2 separate regions of the Homo sapiens genome follow, and region 1 is linked to region 2. A link is a loop called in an ENCODE intact Hi-C map of the cell type or tissue named here. Cell type or tissue: CD4-positive, alpha-beta T cell. All regions are shown on one strand. Links, peaks and the distances in the headings refer to the core of each region. The heading gives the core; the rest is flanking DNA.

Region 1 (8,653 bases), core at 465-8,464, 52 kb after region 2:
TGCCTTTTTTTCCTAATTGCTAAAAAAAAAAAACCCACTAAGAATTTTCTTTATTGTCTAACATGAAAATTGGATGGTATCTTAAAAAGCAAAGTCCTAATCCCTGCCTCCCTTACTTCCTGTTCACTATCTCTATTTTACACTGTAATTCCAATTACCTGTCTGTATTTATAATGCTGTGCTGAAGTTTCTTAATCTCTTGTTTTTTCCCCAAGCCCATCAAACTTAATGTTGGCTTCCTCCACTCTCTAACTAAACTAGATTAATATTTCTGCAAATACGTCTTTCCTGCTTGTCTGGTTTGTTTCTTAAAAGAAACATTCACATACAGAGTTCACTTGATTTCTTTGGTTTTTATTACTCAGGCCAAAGCTGCCCTCCATTTGTGCAAATGATAACATATACGATTAGGCATGTAAAAGCTACTACATTTCCCTCCCTTCCTCTCTCCCTCCAGCATGTAAAAGCTATTACATCTCCCTCTCTCCCTCCCTTCCTTCCCTTGGCATGTAAAAGCTACTACATTTCCCTCCCTCCCTCCTTCCAGCATGTAAAAGCTATTACATCTTCCTCCCTCCCTCCCTTCCTTCCCTTGGCATGTAAAAGCTACTACATCTCCCTCCCACCCTCCCTTTCCTCCCTCTCTCCCTCTCTCCCTCCGTAAAAGCTACATTTTTTTCCTCCCTCCCTCCCTTTCTCCATACAATTAGGCATGTAAAACTTGCTACATTTCCCCCCTCCCTTCCTTCCATCCTTCCTCCTTCCCTCCCTCCCTCCTTTCCTCCTCTCTCCCTCTGTAAAAGCTCGCTCCTTCCTTCCTTCCCTCCCTCCTTCCCTCTCTCCCTCTGTAAAAGCCACTACATTTTCCTTCCTTCCTTCCTTCATTCTTTCCCTCCCTCCCTCCCTTCTTCCTTCTCTTTATTCTTTCCCTCCCTCTCTCCATCCCTCCTTCCCTTAATTCCTTTCTTTTGAGATGGGGTCTTGCTTTGCTGCCCAGGCTGAAGTACAGCAGCATGACTGTCACATTTCATTTGTTTGTGAAATAAGTGGAATTCCTTGGCAATACTAATATATAAATACTTTAAATGCCCTTATAATGTAGTAGCTTTTACATGCCTAATCGTATATGTTATTATTTGCACAAATGGAGGGCAGCTTTCGCCTGAGTAATAAAAACCAAAGAAATCAAGTGAACTCTGTATGTGAATTTTTTTTTAAGAAACAAACCAGACAAGCAGGAAAGAAATATTAGCAGAAATATTAATCTAGTTTAGTTAGAGAGTGGAGGAAGCCAACATTAAGTTTGATGGGCTTGGGGAAAAAAACAAGAGATTAAGAAACTTCAGCACAGCATTATAAATATGGACAGGTAATTGGAATTACAGTGTAAAATAGAGATAGAGAACTGGTTTTCATACAGGACATGTCTTTTAATCTTACGGGAAAAAATACACTTCCCACAATTCCATGTCCTCACCTACTTACTATCACTCTGCCTTCAGGTCCAAGCTCCCTGAAGATGATGATACTAAGGATAATGATGACAGCACTTATTGAGTGATTATTATTACAGGCATTGTTATAAATACACATATTAAAAATTACACATATTAACTACTAAATCCTCAAAGCAACTATATGGGGAGGGTACTACTAACTCCATTTTATAGATAAAGGAACTAAGATACACAGAAATTATGTGACTTGTCAAAGGTCACTCAGCAGGAAAGGTTGGAACTGAAATTTGAAGAACTGTCTCTACAGTATAGACATTTTCCATCTCCTCACCTCCCAGTTACTTTTCAGTCCCTCTTAATCAGGCTTCTACCCCGCACAATTCCACTGAAACTGCTCATGAGTAAGTAACTAATTGTCAAATCCAAGGGTAATTTTTTAGTATCATACTTGACCCTTCTTATACATTCTTACAATATTCTTGTCCTTGGTATTTATGTGACTATTTCTTTGCAGTTTCTTGCTCCTGTCTCCTTAAAATGTTGATGTCCACCAAGCTTCTGTCCTTGGCGGCTTTCTCATTTTTTTTACTCTGATGGACTTAACTATTATGCATGTACTGAGAACTTAAAAATCTAAGTCCTCAGGCTGGGCACGGTGGCTCAATGCTTGTAATCCCAGCACTTTCGGAGACCAAGGCAAGCGGATTGCTTGAGCTCAGGAGTTCGGGACCAGCCTGGGCAACATGGTGAAACCTCATCTCTACAAAAAAAATATAAAAATTAGTTGAGCATGGTGGTGTACGCCTGTGGTCCCAGCTTCTCGGGCAGCTGAGGTGGGAGGATTGCTTGAGCCCAGGAGGTTGAGGCTGTAGTGAGCTGAGATTGCGCCACTGCACACTAGCCTGGGCAACAGAGCGAGGCTTTATCTCAAAAAACAAACAAAACAAAACAAAACAAACAAACAAAACTAAGTCTTCTTCTTTAGTCCTCAGATTCATATATCAACATGTTAACTGGTGAACCCACCTAGTAGTCCTAGCCTCTAGATAAGGCTTTAGGTCTCTGACATCTGTTTATCATGGTACTTCCTAGCAGGCTAGTAAGTAACCTACCAGCTTGACTAGTCAAATGGTTTGCCCAGGAGCGTATGTGGCAAAAACTGTCAGTTACTTATCCAATATGCAGTCTCTCTTCTTCCTTAAAAGGAGAACCCTGATTTTACTCAAACTGGCAATATGTCCAGTTAAAAGACTGCATTTTCCTGACCTCCCTTGCAGCTTACAGGGTAGGCATGGGATGGAGTATAAGCTAATGAGATATAAATGGAGGTTATTGGGTATAACTTTTGGAAAGGCAGAGTAAGAGAGGGACAGTTGAAACATACCCTTTTACCTTTTATTCTTTCCTCTGCCTGGAAAACTGTCATGATGATGATTAGATTCTCATCAGTCATTTTGGACCTCGAGGTTACCCTCAGGAAAAGCCATGTGATGATGGTGCAGAGCCAGAAGGAAGGTGGGTCTCTAAGAAACATGTAGCCCTGGACTTTCTCCCTCCAAACTCCTTTTATTTATGTATTTATTTTTTATTTTTTTGGAGACAGAGTCTCACTCTGTCATGCAGGCTGAGTGCAGTGGTGTGATCTCAGCTCACTGCAAACTCCACCTCTCAGGTTCAAGCAATTTTTCTGTCTCAGCCTCCCGAGTAGCTAGGACTACAGGTGTGTGCCACCATGCCTAGCTAATTTTTGTATTTTTTGTAGAGATGGGGTTTCACCAAGTTGGCCAGGCTCATCTCAAACTCCTAAACTCAAGTGACCCGCCCACCCTGGCCTCTCAAAGTGCTGAGATTACAGGCGAGAGCCACCATGCCTGGCCAAGTCACCACACCCAGCCCAAACTTCTTAAATCTTATTATTTAAAATGCTTATTTTGGATTTTGTTATATGCAGCTGAACTAAATCCTAACTGACATAGACTAAGTCTTACCATTTCCAAATCTGCAAAGTTCAAATGTTATTCACATTGTTGTAGGTGGTCCATCCCAGAGTCCTGTTCCCCTCATTTAAGTATACAGACGAAATACACTGGAACCTATTGTACATATTTTTCATGACCCGTAGAGTCCCACCCAATGAAGACACAAATAAGCTCTGATTCACTTCCTGGGCAATAAGCCCCTATCCGAACACATAGATACTGCCTCCCAAGTAGTAGACTGACAAATGTGCTAGGACTCTGAAACAGGTTCTTATGTGAGTAAGAAAGTCAAATAAGCCAAGACAAGAGATCAGGTTGGGATGAACTAGAGCCATGCGAAGTGCAGTTGTCTATTAATTACCTCATGATGTGCAAACAAAGAATCCTTAATGGAGAAGAAATCCAGAAATGATGAAGGTGGGAAAGAGTACAGCATAACACTAATCATTTGCCAAACACAGGAAACAATAAAGATTTGTTGACCAAATGAATAACTGAAGTCAGGCATGGGCCACAAATGACTGGTTCCAGCTACCAATTCTTGCCTGTGTTACTTCCTATTTGTAAATCAAGCCCTTTCCTGTGTCTAGCACCACCACAATTCAGACTCTCAATATCTCTTCCCTGAAGCATGGCAACAGCCTCCTTAATGGTCCCCGCTCAGATCTATCTTCCTCATTGCTACCAGAGAACTCTTTTTAAAATACAAACTTGATAATGTCATTTCTGTTTAAAATCCTTCACTGCTTCCTCTTATAGGATTAGGTTCAACCTCCTTAATGGGGCCTCTTTATGATTAAGCCCCTGTCTGTCTTTAGTCTTATCTCTTGACCCTTTCTTTCTGTCTTATATTGTTTGTCATTCCCATTTACTTCACACTATTTCTCATTTGCATGCCTTTGTTCATGATTTTTTCTTTCCCTTCTATTCCATCCACTCTCCTTTCAACTTCCCGCACTCACCAGTTTAATTCTAACGCATCTAGTTTTGTCATTACCTCCTCTAGAAATCTCTCTGCAACTCGGTGTCCCATATGACCAGGCCTGCCTTGGTTCCCTTCTCAGTGTCCTCTTTTCCCTACCCTAGAGCACTGTCCCCCAGGGAGGGGCAGGAAAGAGCTGGCTGCCTCCACTTCTTCCATCATTCACTCAGTCTTCAGTCTCCCAAGACAGTGTCCTCATTTCCCGTTCTCTCTGCCTTGTTTCTGGCAGAGTCTCCTATGATTGATACATTTCAAATAAACAAATATTATAAATGAATTTTTTAAATGTATGGGCTTAAAAATTGATGACTGTGTGCCCTTTCTTAATAGGAACTGAAGTAGAAAGATATGTTAAGTAATCTTTATCGTTTTGTAACATCAAAATAGCCTTGGATTCTCAAACAATCTCTCTAAAAAAAGGTTTTGTTTGTGCAACTAAGGCAATTACTCAGATTTTTTTTGTGTGTGATAATCTTTAATGTGTACACACACGCACACACACAGCTATCAGAAAGCTGTCCAAATGAAACAAACAACCAAAAAAGTAGCAAAGTTAGTTTGCGACCATTTGTTATACTGATGGGTTACCATGGAAACAAACTCAGACTACTTGGCATCTGAGACAAAAGTCACATTAGTAAATGGTTTCCGTTATGTGAGTCATTAATTTCCTATGACTTTTATACAGTTGCTTAACCACTTTCCAGAAACAAAGCAACAGAATATGATTTGTGTTGATACTGTGAAAACCCAAGTATTTCTAAGATAAAGTGATACAGCTGCTGACATAAAATAAGCAGAGGACTCAGAAGAAATGTTGCTATGGCCTTGTGTTTCAAACGAGTCAAAGAAAATCTAGAAAGTCTTTAAAAAATAAAAGTAAAATAAAAGGAAAATTATGGATCCATTTTTTTGTGACTACTGTACCAGCAAAATGCATTACTTATTCTCGAATAACTTGCATAGGTATACCCTAGGTACACATTTAAAATTATGCCATGTCTTGGTAATTCAGTATATTTTTAACTTTTTAAAAAACAGTGATAAGAAACTGCTATGAAGAATGCAAACTGTTTGCCAGATAGTATTGCATAGAGGTTAAGAGCTTAAAGGATCCAGAGCCAGGCTGCTTGTGTTCAAATCCTGCCTCTGCTCCCTGCCAACTGTCACGCTGGACACGTTCCTAACCTCTCTGCATTCTGCATTTCCTCCTCTGTGAAACAGGATGTAACAATACCTACAACTCATGGGAATTTGGGGAAACCAAATGAATTATTACACACAAGAGTTCAGAACAGTGCCTGGCTTACAGTGTATCTCAATAATAAATGTTACAAGTTATTATCAAGGATGTATATAGTCCACCTCAATTTGCCCACCAGAGTGAAATAATGGTCAAATTTATAAGGAAAGATTTTTTTCAATATTAATGAAGATTTCTACTTCTTAAAAGATACAGACTCTTGAGAAAAAAGAAACCTGTGGGAACAGAGGCAAAAATAAGTATTTTAATACTCCAAGGATAAGTCAGATCTACAAAATTGTGACACAACACTAAGGATAAATGAACATCTCATACATCAGAGATATTTTTGGCTTGGGTAAATGGGTGAAAAGAATTGGACACAAGAAGATTTTGTTTTATTTATTTCTTATTTATTCACTCACTCATTTTGCTAGTGGGATTAGGGAGTGAGGGAAATGATAATCCAGTTTTGGATATTTTGAGGTTGAGGAGCCTGTGGGTTCCCTATTTGGAAATGTCTAGGAGGCAGACAGATACACAGACCTAGAACTCAAAGGTGGTCAGGGCTGAAAATACAAATGTAAATGACAGGCTGCACATGATGGCTCAAACCTATAATCCTAGCTACTTGGGAGGCTGAGGTGGGAGGACTGCTTAAGCCTGGGAGTTTGAGGCTGCAGTGAGCCATGACTGCACCACTGTACTCCAGACTGGGTGACAAACTGAGATCTTGTCTCAAAAAAAAAAAAAAAAAAAAAAAAAGGACAAAAGACCTCAGCATGTAAATAGTCACTGAAGCTATGGGAATGGATAAGGCCATTCAGGGAGAGTGGGTAGAGGAGAAAGGGAAGAGGGCAGAGTTTGGAACTCCAAGGAACATGAACACTTAGGGTATACGAGAAGAAGGGGCACAGGCAAAGGAGGCTAACACGTCAACAGTGGGAGAAGCAAAGGAGATTACGTTGTCACCAAAGCCAAGGGGAAAACCTTTAAAGAAAGAATTGTTGAATTATCAAATGTGGCAGAGAGGTCAGGTAAGATAAAGGCTAAAAAAAATTTAGCAATGAAGAATTCACTAATAACACTAGCAAGTGTAGTTTCAGTAAAAGGAGGGATGGAAGCCGGATTACTATGAGGAGCAGAGACAGGGAACACAGACATTTCAAATATTTTAGTAATAAAGTGGAGAAAATTAGGGTGGCAGCCAAATGGGGATATGCATAAAGTGAGGATTTCATTTTAACATGTAAGAAGAGACTTAAGCATGGTTTAGTGCTGATAGTAAAGAACCTGTCAGCACTAACAGTAAGGAGAAAAGATTTGAGAGGGTATGAATAATGGTGCCAGAGGAGGTTCATCCCTGAGAATGCCAGACGATGGGATCCAGGTGATAATTAGGGGGACTGGCCCTGAACAGGAGAAGAGGCTCCTCTTCCATCATGAGGAGATAAAAAGAAAAGAGTGAGCTCTAATGCAAGGAACTTTGTCAGTAGACAACTGTTCATTGTCTAGAACTGTTCTAATGAGAAATTTCATATAAAAACATAGCACTGATTGGCACACAGTAGGACCTCAAATGAATATTTGCTGAATACTTGTTTATAATCTTCTATATTACAAAAAGTCTTATAGCTTCATGCAGGGTTTTTATTCAGTGACTGACAGATGTCTTGATGAAAAATTTCATTAAAAAAACGTATGTCCCCTACAGAGGGGAGAAAATATTTACAAACCTTACAAACCATATAGCTGATAAGGGGTTAATATCCCAAATATATAAGAAACTCATACAACTCAATAGCAAAAAAAAAAAAAAAGTCAAATAACCTGATTAAAAAATAGGCTAAGGACTCAAATAGAGATTTCTCAAAAGAAGACAAACACTAAGAGAGTAAATTTCAAATGTTACCACAAAAAACATCAAGTATCTGAGGTGATGAATACATTAACTAGTTTATCCCACATTGTATTCATAAATTATGACATCTCTTTTTATACCATAAACTTATACAATTACAAATTGTCAATTTACAATAAAAAAAGAAGACATACAAATGGCCAAGAAGTATGTGAAAAGATGCTCAACATCATTAATCATCAGAGAAATGCAAATCAAAACCGCAATGAGTTAACACTCCTATCAATTACAATGGATATTATCGAAAAGACAAAAGACAAAGTGTTGGTGAGGATATGCAGAAAAGGGAACCCTTTCACACCGCTGGTGAGAATGCCAATTGGTACAGTTTGGAAAACAGTATGGATATTCCTCAAAAAATAAAAAATAGCACCATGATATAACCCAGCAATTCCACATCTGGGTATATATCCAAAGGAAATTAAATTAGTTTTTTGAAGAGATATCTGCACCCCCATGTTCATTTCATCATTAATCACAAGAGACAAAATATGGAAACAACGTAAATGTCCATCAACAGATGAATGGATAAAGAAAATGTGGGATGTATATACATAAATGGAATATTATTCAGCCTTAAAAAAGAAGGAAATCCTGCCATTTGTGACAACATAGATGAACCAGGAGGATATTATGCTAAGTGAAATAACCCCGGCACAGAAAGACAAATATCACATAATCTCACTTATATGTGGAACCTAAAAAACTCAAACTCACAAAATTTATTTTGCTCTAACTATGCAAATTCTACATAGCATCACCTCTCCACTTTCTAGAACAATATAGATGCAGAGGACACAATAAAAATGAAGTAACAGGAGAAAAAAACATTCCTAGATTAATTGAAGGAAAGACTTCATACCGAAAATTTCAGAATACACATCATAGACTGGGAAATCTGATGAAAGCTACACAAAATTTTCCTACGGATAAGGTAAAAATCCTGCAAGGATATAGGAAATTAAAATTAGCTTATGAACTATGACATACTGGAAAAGGCAAAACTGTGCAGATAGAAAAGAATCAGTGATTGCCAGGGGTTGGGAGTAGGAGGGATGAACAAGTGGAGCA
Region 2 (8,653 bases), core at 535-8,534:
TGGTAATATGTTAATTTTGAACTTACCTATTTTTTTTGTGTTAAAGCCATGAGTTGATTGTTGTTAGTCTGTTCTCACATTGCTGTGAAGAACTACCTGAGACTGGGTAATTTATAAAGAAAAGAGGTTTAATTGACTTACAGTTCTGCAGGCTGCACAGGAAGCATGCAGGAAGCTGGGGAGGCCTCAGGAAACTTACAGTCTTGGTGGAAGGCGAAGGGGAAGCAGGCACGTCTTATATAGCTAGAGCCGGAGGAAGAGAGCTTGGGGAGGTCTACACACTTTTAAACAACCAGGTTTAATAACAAGAATAGCAAGGGGGAAATCCGCCCTCATAACCCAATCACCTCCCACCAGCCCCCTCCTCCAATATTGGGGATTACAATTTGACATGAGATTTGGGCAAGGACAGAAATACAAACCATATCAATTGTGATATTAAAAATTTAAGAGAAAGTTATCAAATATAGTGTTCAAAACCTTTTCTTTGGGGTAAGAGTAGCTTTAAAATTTTTCTGGGATTCTCTATCTCCTTAATGCCAAATTCTAACCTGTGTAATATTTAGCCTAGAACATCAATAAAACAGGAATGCAGGTGGTTGGAGGGCATAGAAGCCTCTTCATGATGTAATTGCTGTCCATGTTTTGTTGTTGTTGTTGTTGTTTTTTTGAGACAGGGTCTTGTTCTGTTACCCAGGCTGGAGTGCAGTGGCACAATCATGGCTCATTGTAGCCTCAGCCTCTGGGCTAAAATAATCCTCCCACCTCACCTCCTCCCCACCAGTAGCTTGAACTACTGGCATGTACCACCATGCCCAGCTAATTAAAAATTTGTAGAGATAGGGTCTCACTATGTTGCCCAGACTGGTCTTGAACTTCTGGGCTCAAGTGGTCCTCCTGCCTCAGCTTCCCAAAGTGCTGGGATTGTTTTTTGAGCACCCTCTTCTGAGGATGGAATTGGGGTGGTAGTACTTCTCTGGTTGGAATTGGGGTGGTAGTACTAATGGGAGAAAGAAACATAGCTTCACCTCATGGGGGAAAACAGTAGTTTAAATGAGAGGCATTTCTTAGGCACAGGAGTCCAGAGGTAAGCCCCAGGCATGGGAGCTCTGCCACTTTTGGGACCCAGACGTCCATCTTGCATGTTGTGGCTACTTAGTATGCCATCCAGGGACAGAGAGAGAGATTTGAGCTCTGGCTACTACTTTCATATTCTGAAACAGCAGAAAGAAGAGAAGGGACAAAGGGCACACACAAGCTGTCTGGTAAAGCTTGCTGTGGGTTGTTACGCAACACGACTGCTTACTTCCTGTTGATCAGAATGTGGTCTTCAGGCCACACAAAGGGAAGCTGATATATTAGTCTGTTCTTGCATTGCTGTAAAGAAATAGCAGAGACTGGGTAATAAAGAGGTTTATTGGCTCATGGTTCCACAGAGTGTACAGGAAGCATAGCAGCTTCTGCTTCTGGGGAGGCCTCAGGAAACTTCCAGTAATGGCAGAAGGCAAAGGGTTGGGGCGGGGCGAGGCATCTCACATGGTGGGAACAGGAGCAAGGCGGAGCGAGGGGTGGTGCTGAACACGTTTAAGCAGGTCTTGGGCGGACTCTGTCACGAGAACAGCACTAAGGGGATGGTGCGAAACCATTCACAAAGGACCCACCCCCATGATCACTTCCCAGCAGGCCCCTCCTTCAATATCAGGGATTACAGTTTGACATGAGATTTGAATGGGGACACAGATCCAAACCGTATCAGCTGCGAAATACAGTTTTTATTCTGGGAGGTCATGTGTCCACTTGGTCTGCCAAGGAACAAGGGGAGAAGGAACACTGGCAAATAACCATCTGTGCCACAGCTAGGACATCCTGAGCGGTCTGGAATGGGGGCTATGGAGATGCAGAGTTGGTGCCTGGGAGAGGGCTGGGGGGAGTAATTCTCAAGCTGAGTTTCCAAGGGTTAATAATTAAGCAGATGGGAAGGGGATTTGGTGAGGGGGGAGAGAATTGAGGGATTCTGATGAGAACCGTCTTTTAATCACATTACATTGGTAAACCAGCTGTTTTTTCCTTGAATTTCTAATACTGCTATCAGACTTCCCCCATGAATGCTCAAAGGTGCACATGAACAAGAGATTTGTAGCCCCACCCTATTCCTGCTCTCAAAGGCCCTCTGTCCGTCCTCACCTTTCTAGGCCTCTGCAGTTTTCACTCTAGAGTTCCCTTCTCATCATTGCTCTTCTGTGGTAGAGCCAAGGTTTCTAGCCAAGACCAGCCGTTTCTCTGATCTTTCTTGAAAGTTAATCAGTTAACTTTGTTCGAGCCTAATCACTGGAGCCCCCATGTGGAAACATTTTAAGTGCTCATGACTGCCATGGGGGCTGGAGCTGCTCTTCCCCATGGCCTTCCCGCTCTCTCTGCGGCTTCTGTACCTACGTTCTTCTTGAGAAGTTTGTCTTTCCCCCAACCTGGATACAGGCCTTTCTTTGCACACTGAAAGGCTCATTAATACTTGAGGTCAGGGGTTGCCAGACGTGCTTTTGGGGCTAGACAGTAAATCTTTGCAGGTGATCCAGTCTCTATCACAACTATTCAACTCTGCTTGAGTCAAAGCCACCACAGACAATGTGAAAACAAGTGCGCTGAGCAGGAGACAGAGTTTAATCTGCAGTCTTCTTTGAGAGAAGGTTCTCACTGCCACTGCCCACCTCCCAGACTAGATACGAAATCTGCACTACCAGGTATTGAAACCTCCCTGGCCCTTGAGATCTGAATATAATTTGCCTCCAACTCCTATTTCCATAGTCTGGGTAACTCCAAAACTCTGAGACTTCTATGATTTCCTAAAAGCTTACGTTATCACAGCACTGCCTGCCTTCAAGTTCAGTTCCATACAACTGAGATGTGAATCTCAGCCCCTTCTATGCTGCTCCGAGGCTCCTCAAACACATCCCACCTTACCCTCCTTCTCATCTGGCAGCAGCTCCCAGCTCACCTTCCCCAGCTGCCCTCGCTTGCCCCACCCCCTCCCCTCCTTTCCTGTGACTGCCAACCTGCTGCCCCACGGCACGCCCAGCAGTTCAGCTCCCTTCAAGTGTTCTCAGCCCTCAGTTCTGCCAGCGGTTATCAAGGGAGAACTCCAAATAAAGGCAATTTCTTCAACTAGAGTTTGGGTGCCAAGAACATTAAATCTTTATCTCGTTATGCCTGGTCCTGTGGAGACTGTGTGTCGAGCAGTTGACAGGAAGTCAGGGACTGAGCAGTGTCAGCAGTGGCAATGTGGTCTTTTGAAGACTGAGAACTGTGGGTTTCTGCCTTCATGAAGGATGCTAGGTGCTAACTACAGCAAACATGGCTTATCATTATATTTGTGAACCTCGAACATTTGAGACAGGTCTCAGCTAATTTAGAAAGTTTATTTTGCCAAGGTTGAGGACACGCTCCCATGACACAGTCTCAGGAGGTCCTGACAACATGTACTCAGGGTGGTCGGGGCACATCTTGGTTTTATACATTTTAGGGAGACATGAGACATTAATCAATATATGTAAGAAGTACATTGGTTCCATCCAGAAAGGCGGGGACAACTCAAAGCAAGGAGGGAGCTTCCAGGGCACTGGTAGAGGAGAGACAAATGGTTGCATTTTTTTGAGTTTCTGATAAGCTTTTCCAAAGGAGGCAGTCAGATATGCATCTACCTCAGTGAGCAGAGGGATGACTTTGAATAGAATGGGAGCTAGGTTTGCCCTGAGTAGTTTCCAGTTTGAATTTTCCTTTCGCTTAGTGATTTTAGGGGTCCAAGATATTTTCCTTTCACATATATGATGCACATCCTTGGTGATATCTAGAAAAAGGGGACAGCTGGGAATATTGCTGAGGTCTAGCAAACAAGCTGCTAGGAGCTGGAAGTTGGAAATGTGTATAGTAAATGTTAAATACAAGCTTTTGAAGCCAGCAGTATGTGTTAATACCTTTTATCTTGAAAGTTAACAATTCATGTCCTCTATTTCTCTGTTGGGTTCTTAATGTTCCTGCTGAATTGTGTGTACTCTGCCTGCACACTTTTGCCTCCACTGCTGCAACAATCTCATTTCTTTCTACATGCTCAACTTCATCCTGCATGCTAGACTCAAGCTAGAATTAGTCAGATTAAACTGTGATCTGATTGTATTGTCTTACCCAACAACATGACTCCCTGCTCCCACACATCACCCTTGACCCATCAGAGCCTTTGCTTTCACTGAACAGGCTCTGTGTGTTCTCACTGCTGTTTCCCACCTGGCCCTGTACATATGTTCTTTACCATGCTGCCCAAGCAGTGCTTTTGGGTAGAAATCTTCATGGAACTGTACTTAGAGAATTTTTCATTAATCCTACACCAAAGGAAACAATTTTACTTTAAGCAAAATGTGCAATGCTTCAAAGTCTGTTGAAATTATTTCAAATTTTAAAAATTACAAGATAAAAAATGTGTTTTTCCTTTGGTCTAAATTTCATGAAATATATGTGAAATAGGAGCAGATAGGATCACTTGAGACAGGTAGATTTGAACTGAATCAACAGACGTTCAAGGCCAGAAGGTGGCACACTTTTCCTATTTTAAGTAGCTGCACATACTCGCTTTAAGGGTTCCCCAATATAAGATTCAAAAAACAAGATGCCAAAAAAGCTTAGCATGCCAACTTTCTGCAGAGGTTTGAGGTTTTCTGCAATGCATACACTAAGGAAAAACAGTGTTGAAATGGTTTGAAGATCTGCGGTGAAGTCAATTTCTTAAGAAATGGTTGAGGTAATACCTCAACCTAGCTGGGTTATAAATGCATGGGAATGAGGTCTAAACATTCATTTGGGAAATTTTCTGACATTTCCTATTAAATAGGTTCACATGGAATAGAGATCACTGACCCAGGGACTGTCTAAATTTATGCCTGTTTAGGTTTCTTTTTTTTTTTTTTTTTAGACAGAGTCTTACTCTGTCGCCCAGGCTGGAGTGCAATGGCACGATCTCAGCTCACTGCAACTTCCACCTCACGGGTTCAAGTGATTCTCCTGCCTCAGCCTCCCAAGTAGCTGGAATTACAGGCACCCGCCACCACGCCCAGCTAATTTTTTGTATTTTTAGTAGAGACGGGGTTTCACCATGTTGGTCAGACTGGCCACAAACTCCTGACCTCAGATGATCCACCCACCTCGGCCTCCCAAAGTTCTGGGATTACAGGCGTGAGCCACTGCGCCCAGCCTAGGTTTCTTAATTTTCTGTTAAACTTTGTATAATGTGGACTGGATTAATTCCACCAGTGATTTCCTACCTATCATACAAATGGAAGGAAAGATTTCATTATGTGCTGCTACCAGATAAGTGATGCATAGGTACAGGAAGCGAAGTGAAAACAGGTGAAAGAGAAAGGGAAGGACAGACAGAGAAAGAGGAAGAAAGCCACCAGGTGTTGAAGAAAGGTGGGCCAAGTCGAAACAAGAAGGCTGGGTCTGAGAACTCCATGTTGGAGATGTGGGCAGCATCTGAGGGGGCAGATCAGAGTCCTGCCAGGTTCTGCTGTGATCTGGTACAAAGTTATTCTGGGTGATCCTCTGTACTGGGGAGGAGTGTGGAGGTTTTCCCCTAGAGTGTCCATACCCTACTCTGTCCTGACAAGAGCAGGGTGCTTTCTCTTTAGTCATATAACCTTTTTAAATCTGCACTGTCCAGGGAGGCCCTGACAATCTGCAGAGAAGATGCTGGGTTCAAACTGACATTAAACCATAGTTCTTTATTAATATTAAATTGCTATTATAATTTGAATATCAGCAGAGGGACACTGTTGGCATTGTTTTTGTTCTCTGAGGACATTCTGGTCTATGGGAATAGAACAGTCTGTACGAGGATATAGGTGACATAAATACCATTTGTTAAGTGATGATCTTAAACTGTAATAGTGAAAAAATGTTTGTGGGTACATAGTAGGTGTATATAGGGGGTATATGAGATATTTTGATATAGGCATGTAATGTGTAATAATCACATCAGGGTAAATGTGTTTTAACATTTATCATTAATAATGTGAAGTAACAGTATCTGTTACTTCAAGCATTTATCCTTTGTGTTACAAACAATCCAATTATACTTTTTTTTTTTTTTTGAGATGGAGTCTTGCTCTGTCGCCCAGGCTGGAGTACAATGGTGCGAGCTCGGCTCACTGCAACCTCGTCTCCTGGGTTCAAGCGATTCTCCTGCCTCAGCCTCCTGAGTAGCTGGGATTACAGGCGTGCACCACCACACCCGACTAATTTTTGTATTTTTAGTAGAGATGGGGTTTCACCATGTTGGTCAGGCTGGTCTCAAACTCCTGACCTCTAGTGACGCGCCTGCCTTGGCCTCCCAAAGTGCTGGGATTACAGGCTTCAGCCACTGCGCCTGGCCCAATTATACTCTTAAAATGTACAATTAAATTATTTTTGATTATAGTTACCCTTTTTTGCTAGCAAATACTACATCTTATTCATTCATTTTTTTTGCCCACCTCCCACACCCTACCCCCTAACTACCCTTCCCAGCCTCTGGTAACTATCCTTCTACTCTCTTATCTCCATGAGTTCAATTATTTTAATTTCTAGTTCCCACAAATAAGTAAGAACATCTGAAGTTTGTCTTGCTGTGCCTGGCCTATTTTACTTAACATAATGGCCTCCAGTTCCATCCATGTTGTTGCAAATGACAGGATCTCATTCTTTTTTATTGCTGAATAGTACTCTACTGCATTTATGTACCACATTTTCTCTGTGAATTCATCTAAGTGTTGATGGACACTTAGGTTGCTTCCAAACCTTGGGTATTGTGAATAGTGCTGCAATAAATGTAAAAGTGCAGGTATCTCTTCAATATACTTATGAGAGGTGACAGCATGCTGGCAGTCCTCAGAGCCCTCGCTTGCTCTTGGCACCTCCCCTGCCTGGGCTCTCACTTTGGTGGCATTTGAGGAGCCCTTCAGCCCCCCCACTGCACTGTGGGAGCCCCTTTTTGGGCTGGCCCAGGCTGGAGCCCACTCCCTCAGCTTGCAGGGAGGTGTGGAGGGAGAGGCACCAGCGGGAACCGGGGCTGCGTGCGGCGCTTGCGGGCCAGCTGGAGTTCCGGGTGGGCGTGGGCTTGGTGGGCCCCGCCCTCGGAGCAGCCTGCTGGCCCCGGGCAATGGGGGACTTAGCACCCGGGCCAGTGGCTGCGGAGGGTGTACTGAGTCCCCCAGCAGTGCCAGCCCACCGGCGCTGCGCTTGATTTCTCGCCCGGCCTTAGCTGCCTTCCCGCAGGGCAGGGCTCGGGACCTGCAGCCCGCCATGCCTGAGCCTCCCACCCACTCCATGGGCTCCTGTGCGGCCCGAGCCTCCCCGACGAGCACCACCCCCTACTCCACGGTGCCCAGTCCCATCGACCACCCAAGGGCTGAGGAATGGGAGCGCACGGCGCAGGACTGGCAGGCAGCTCCACCTGCAGCCCCGGTGCGGGATCCACTAGGTGAAGCCAGCTGGGCTCCTGAGTCGGGTGGGGACGTGGAGAGTCTTTATATCTAGCTCAGGGATTGTAAATACACCAATCAGCCCCGTGTTTAGCTCAAGGTTTATGAGTGCACCAATCGACACTCTGTATCTAGCTGCTCTGGTGAGGACGTGGAGAACTTTTATGTCTAGTTCAGGGATTGTAAATACACCAATCGGCACTCTGTATCTAGCTCAAGGTTTGTAAACACACCAATCAGCACCCTGTGTTTAGCTCAAGGTTTGTGAATGCACCAATCAACACTCTGTATCTAGCTGCTCTGGTGGGGCTCTGGAAAACCTGTGTGTGGAAACTCCCTATCTAACTAATCTGATGGGGACGTGGTGAACCTTTGTATCTAGCTCAGGGATTGCAAACACACCAATCAGTGCCCTAACAGGCCACTCAGCTTTACCAATCAGCAGGATGTGGGTGGGGCCAGATAAGAGAATAAAAGCAGGCTGCCTGAGTCAGCAGTGGCAACCCCCTCGGGTCCCCTTCCACACTGTGGAAGCTTTGTTCTTTTGCTCTTTACAATAAATCTTGCTACTGCTCACTCTTTGGGTCCACACTACTTTTATGAGCTGTAACACTGACTGCAAAGATCTACAGCTTCACTCCTAAGCCCAGCAAGACCACAAGCCCACCAAAAGAAACAAACAACTCCAGACGTACTGCCTTAAAAACTGTAGCACTCACCACAAAGGTCTACAACTTCACTCCTAAGCCAACAAAACCACAAACCCACCAAAAGGAAAAAACTCCAAACACATCGAAACATCAAAAGGGACAAACTCCAGACACGCCACCTTAAGTGCTGTAACACTCACCGCGAGGGTCCACGGCTTCATTCTTAAAGTCAGTAAAACCAAAAACCCACCAATTCCGGACACACTTATTTCCTTTCTTTTGGGTATATGCTAATAGTGGCACATTTAATAAGCATCTGTATGTCCAACACTAGAAATTAGTATATGTGTGTAGATGCTATACGAAGGCAAATTTTGGCTTGATGGACCACCGAGTGCCTAGAAAGTAGCATACTCTTAACAATAATGCCCGTGTCTTTCATCACAACCCAGTAAGAGTGTTGGTGTTATGCCCATCCTAGATTAGAAAATAGGTTCAGGC

What was found. A loop is a pair of places that touch in the nucleus more often than their neighbours do. Peaks named below come from ENCODE experiments on the same cell type or tissue, not always from the same donor. Only the 100,000 strongest peaks of a DNase experiment are listed, where the experiment ranks them.
Region 1: it touches region 2 in a loop (8-fold over the local background); 10 of 110 quality-filtered maps call a loop at or near these places.

The regions. Positions count from the first base shown.
Region 1 is chr1:108,587,557-108,596,209 of GRCh38, reverse strand. All of the region lies in intron 1 of EEIG2 (EEIG family member 2), which reads right to left. Among named protein-coding and RNA genes, the nearest start is that of EEIG2, 32 kb to the right of the region's middle. In CD4-positive, alpha-beta T cell, for the core only: no CTCF peak of the experiment used is centred there; DNase peaks (open chromatin) are centred at 4,009 and 5,009; H3K27ac peaks cover 1,703 bases.
Region 2 is chr1:108,639,656-108,648,308 of GRCh38, reverse strand. HENMT1 (HEN methyltransferase 1) reads left to right here. Exons shown (of 8, transcript NM_001102592.2): 8 at 1-14. Among named protein-coding and RNA genes, the nearest start is that of HENMT1, 17 kb to the left of the region's middle. RefSeq lists a silencer at 5,571-5,771. In CD4-positive, alpha-beta T cell, for the core only: CTCF peaks have their summits at 4,371 and 4,571 (motif pointing right); DNase peaks (open chromatin) are centred at 1,408, 3,248, 4,588, 7,898 and 1 weaker place; H3K4me3 peaks cover 1,723 bases; H3K27ac peaks cover 4,007 bases.